2 separate regions of the Homo sapiens genome follow, and region 2 is linked to region 1. Evidence: chromatin loops called from intact Hi-C (ENCODE). Cell type or tissue: psoas muscle. All regions are shown on one strand. Region 1 overlaps HCLS1 (hematopoietic cell-specific Lyn substrate 1). Region 2 overlaps FBXO40 (F-box protein 40).

Evidence for each region. Peaks named below come from ENCODE experiments on the same cell type or tissue, not always from the same donor. Only the 100,000 strongest peaks of a DNase experiment are listed, where the experiment ranks them.
Region 2: a loop joins it to region 1, with 4 times the contacts of the local background. A loop is called at or near these places in 14 of 110 quality-filtered maps.

What each region holds. Positions count from the first base shown.
Region 1 is chr3:121,647,680-121,650,179 of GRCh38, reverse strand. The region is part of intron 3 of HCLS1 (hematopoietic cell-specific Lyn substrate 1); the gene reads left to right. Among named protein-coding and RNA genes, the nearest start is that of HCLS1, 12 kb to the left of the region's middle. In psoas muscle, a CTCF peak has its summit at 1,487 (motif pointing right); no DNase peak of the experiment used is centred here; H3K27ac peaks cover 1,494 bases.
Region 2 is chr3:121,596,380-121,598,879 of GRCh38, reverse strand. The region is part of intron 1 of FBXO40 (F-box protein 40); the gene reads right to left. Among named protein-coding and RNA genes, the nearest start is that of FBXO40, 4.3 kb to the right of the region's middle. RefSeq lists a silencer at 1,191-1,391. In psoas muscle, no CTCF peak of the experiment used is centred here; no DNase peak of the experiment used is centred here; H3K27ac peaks cover 2,500 bases.

The DNA.
Region 1 (2,500 bases):
TTTAGATCTTCTTTAATATTTTCAGAAATATTTTTTAGTGTTTAGGTCTTGCACATACTTTGTTAAGTTTATCCTAAAATGTTTCATGTTATTTCATGTATTTATATTTAACTTCCAGTTTCCAAATGTTTATGGCCAGTATGTAAAAATACAATTGATTTTGATATAATGACCTTGTATCCTGTGACCTAGCCAAATGCACAATGCTTTAGTAGCTTTTTTTGTGTGAATTCTTTAGGATTTTCTACATACATGATCAGGTCATCTGTGAATAAAAACCTTATATTCTGAGTCACTCACATTTGTGCTTTTAGTTTTGTAATAAAAAACAAACACAGATTGAGGAATGAGTCATCTTTGAGGTGCTACATTTTGCTTGGTTCACATAAACTGCATTGCTTTATCAATACAAAGTCTTTTAAAACTTAAATTGGATATCTGAGAGTTAATATGTCAAAAGTTTCTTAGGCACAACACAGCATATTGAATTGGAATTTTTTGTTTTCCTCTCTATCTCTTCTAGCTGTCCTCTATCTCCATACATAAAACATTTTTGTGTCCTCAGAGCCTAACAGTACCTCACACTTAAAAGTTGTTTAGTTAATAGTTATAAAATGAAGGAATGATGTGATTAAGACCTGTTTAGGCCAGGCGTGGTGGCTCACGCCTGTAATCCCAGCACTTTGGGAGGCCAAGGCAAGAGGATCACTTGAGGTCAGGAGTTTGAGACCAGCCTGGCCAACATGGTGAAACCCTGTCTCTACTAAAAATACAAAATCTAGCGGGGCATGACATGCATGCCTGTAATCCCAGCTACTCTGGAGGCTGAGGCAAGAGAATCACTTGAACCCGGGAGGCGGAGATTACAGTGAGCTGAGATCATACCACTGCACTCCAGCCTGGGCGACAGAGCAAGATTCTGTCTCAATAATAATAATAATAATAAAGACCTGTTTAGAATGACTTCCACTATAACCTAAAGAAGTCTGTTTTCTTTGGGCCTCAACAATTTCATTCAAATTATATCATTGGTATGATCCCCTGACTAGTTTTTCTGTTATCCTTTAGATGAATATTTCTGAGTATCATTTTCTAATCCCTTTTAAAAACTTGTTTTAACTATAATATAGTTATAACCCATTTAACAATTATTATATTCATTAAAAAATTGCAGATTTTTTCCATTTGAAAGTAAATTTTGGCCCCATTTTCTTGATCTTTCATCTGAATACTTCAGTTGGAAGATATTGGGCAGGCATTTACATGTCCTTGGTACTAGTAGCTTATGACACAGTGTTGGTGTTGAACTGACAACACAAGATCTCTGCTTTCAACGCTGCCAGAGAGTTTAGAGGAGGCATGGGAACAGGGGGTTCTTCCAGCACTTGGCTTAATTTCATCTGGTTCATAGCCAGCTTTCTAAAATTAACTGCGGCTAAAGCTGAGAAGGCTTTTTAAAAAGACCTTTGGTAGAATTATCCACTAAAGGCCACCAGATGGATCTATTCTTCCTTAAAAGAAGACAATTTCTGCTGTGAGACAGCCATTCTACGTATAACCAATGTGTCTGGTTGTCCTGCGCTGGTAAAGTCCCAGCTCACCATCTAACATCACTATCTTAATACCCTAAACCCTCATTGCTTGCTGCAGAAAGTCAAATTTCTTATTTAGGGTTCTCTTGCCCAAATGTTTCCAAGAATCCCCGGATCCTTATATGTGTCCAAATAACAGATCTGATTGTCACGTGGGGCTGAGCTATCACTTCATATCCTCAAGCCAAAGAGGTTGGCCAAGATGGCTTTCTGCCCTCTTAATTGTTGCAGTCACCTTCATGGTAAAGATGGAAGTGGGTGTGAAGTAAGAAAGATAATGCCTTTTTTGGTGGTACTTTCTCTTAGGGATAGAGGTGTCCCTTCAAATCAAGATAATTTGAGGCTTAAAGTGTTATAGCAATAACTGTGAGTGGATTTTCTTAGTTAGTTTTCATTAGTCCTTAGTTTTCTCAGGTATTATCAGCCTGGGGGGAAGGGGCAGAAGATCTTAATTCATGACCAAAAAGCATAAAAAATACCACTAATGTTTACATAAATTTCCCCAGTTCTGTGTTTTTATAAGCATTATATTTAATGACTTCCTAGTACACTAGTGAAAGGTAGTATTTCAATTTATTTAACTATTATCCAACCATTGGTCATATAGATTGTTTCTTAGTTATTGCTATTATATACGATGCTTCAATGAGTATCATTTAGACATTAAGGACATTAAGCTTTGCCATATTTAAAATCATTTCCCTGGTGTAGACTGCTAAAACTAGAATGTGTAGGTCCAATGGTATGTGAATATTTTTCTGCTTTTTGAGACACATCCTCTAATTGATAGAAAGCAGATCCATTCAGAAAAGAAAATAACTTTCCAGTTATCAGAATATAGGTACCATTGTCCTCTAATATTTAAGAACATGAAAAATGGGACTAAAGATCAGAAGGTTATTTTAGTG
Region 2 (2,500 bases), 51 kb after region 1:
GGGCAGCAACTTGATTTGATGCAGATTGTGGTGCTGTGTGGACCACGCAGAAAGGTGTAAATTGGGCCCAGTTCAGTGGCTCATGCCTGTAATCCCAGCACTGTGGGAGACCAAGGTGGGAGGATTGCCAATTAGGTGGGAAGGCCTTGACAAAAGATCTGGAAAAGGAGTGGGCAAATTCTGCCCACTTCTTTCCATCTCCACCACTGCCCAATGCCAGGCATCATCCTTGCTCACCCGGTGTAGTGCAATGGGTTTATAATCAGTCTCACTCCTTCTATTTTGCACCATGTCTCAGTTCACACACCAGGTCCTTCCACCAACTCATATTCCATTTAAACTACATCTAGCACATCTAGAAAAATCTAGCTCTGTATGAATCTTTGTAGTATTTAAATCTAAATCATATTATGTTGACTGCTAAGACAGGGGAATTTTAAAGCTCCTATTTTGGGGAGAATGGATTGGCAATATTTACCAGCAGAAGGCGTAATTTTTCACAATTTACAAAACTAGGTTATTACTCCCCAACTTAAAACTTCCAGTGGATTCCCTTCACAAGGAAATAAACTCTGAAGTCCTTCTCTTGGCCCATGAGGCCATGCATGAGCTCTCCCTTGCTTGCTCTTTTGCCTGACCTCCCACCCTTATGCACTTTGCTCTGGTCTTGTCACTTATTCCAGCACAGGGCCTGTGTACCTGCTCTTTCTACGAGAATTCTCCTCTTGTTCTGTATTTGCTCTGTGGACTCCTTCTTGCCACTTAGTTTTCTGCTTACATGTTACCTCCACAGAGAGTCCTTACCTGACACCCCCAATATAAAGTAAATCAATGAGCACTCCCATGAATAAGCTGAGTGATTTTTGACAAGTTAATCTACCTAAAGCTAATTTATTAATTCAAAAGTAGGACTTATAAGCAGGGCACGGTGGCTGACACCTGTAATCCCAGCACTTTGGGAGGCCAAGGCAGGTGGATCACTTGAGGTCAGGAGTTTGACACCAGCCTGGCCAACATGGAGAAACCCTGTCTCTACTAAAAATACAAAAAAGTAGCCGGGTGTGGTGTCAGGCACCTGTAATCCCAGACGCTCGGGAGACTGAGGCTCAAGAACCACTTGAACCTGGGAGGCAGAGGTTGTGGTGAGCCAAGATCATGCCACTGCACTCCAGCCTGGGCAACAGAGTGAAATTCTGTCTCAAAAAAAAAAAAAAAAAAAAGGGGGCCTATAATAACCAATAGGGTTGCACAAGGATCCAATGAGATGAAATAGGGAGTGTGTAATAGATGAGTCACTCTATGAGGAAGGTCATTCTCATGGTCACCTCCCTCCTCCAGGCCTTCATGTGTTCCCACTGCCCTCCTGTAGCCATGTCTGGTCTTTCCATTTTCAGTCCCCCTCACTCCAATGTATCTTATATTCCACTGTCAGTTTGATGATATTCAAATTCTATTTTTTAAAAATTATTTCCTCACTCTTTTAAGAATGTAAGCCTCCACACTTCCCCCCACTTTCGGCCCCCTTTAATCACCACGAGCCATTCCTTAAGCACTTAGGAATTCAAATAGTACTGCTTTAGGACTGAAACTTTGTAGATGCCATAAAGACAACTTGAAGGCATCTTTGTTTCCTAGGCCAAAATTTGTAAATTTTTTTGCTCATCTGCATTATTCTGCTCATCAAGAAAAAAGGAAAGTGTGGTCCTTGAGACTTGCCTTCTCTCTTGTGATTGGCTGTGGCAGTTGGCAGAACCTGGCAAAGTTGCTGTGATGGTGAGAATGGTGAGAGAGGTTCCAATGATGGGCACAAGTGTTGTCGCCAGCGAGGTGTGTGCAGGCAGTGGAAGGAGGTCTGACCGGAATATCAACAGAGGGTGATAATACTTCTTAAGGACCCACCAAATGGGCTTCTAGGGACTGAGAGTGAGTAGAGCAAACACTGCCCCCAGCACTCAGTCAACGAGAACATTGAATAGGATTGAACTGAATTAAACTGAACCCTTAAAAAGGCAGCATTTTAAAAGCTGCGAGAGTAATTTGAAACAAATTTAGGAAGAAAGTAGAGTGGTGTCAGATGTATGCTAATTGGGGCTGCTTTTTTTTTTAAGGTGAAAAGGAAATCATTTCAACTTAGGTTAATGTAGGCCTCATTGAAGAAAAGACCTCAGTGGGCTGGATTTATAATAGATAATCTGAGCACTGCCAGATTGTTTGCAGGGGATTAAAGTACTTGTTCTTTTAAACACTTGACAGGCACAGAATCCGAAATCTGGATCAGGCAGATATTAAGAAATCCATATTCCATAGCTTCTCAAACTTCAACATGCAAAGGAATCACCCGGGCAAACTTTTTAAAATGCAGATTCTGATCCAGTGGGACCAGGGTGAGGCCTGAGACTCTTTCCTTGTAACAAAATCCAGATGAAGCTGATGGTCTAAGGACCTCATTTTGAAAGGAAAGGGTCTGTTTTAACCTCCTTGTTTCCTAGAGGAGAAACTG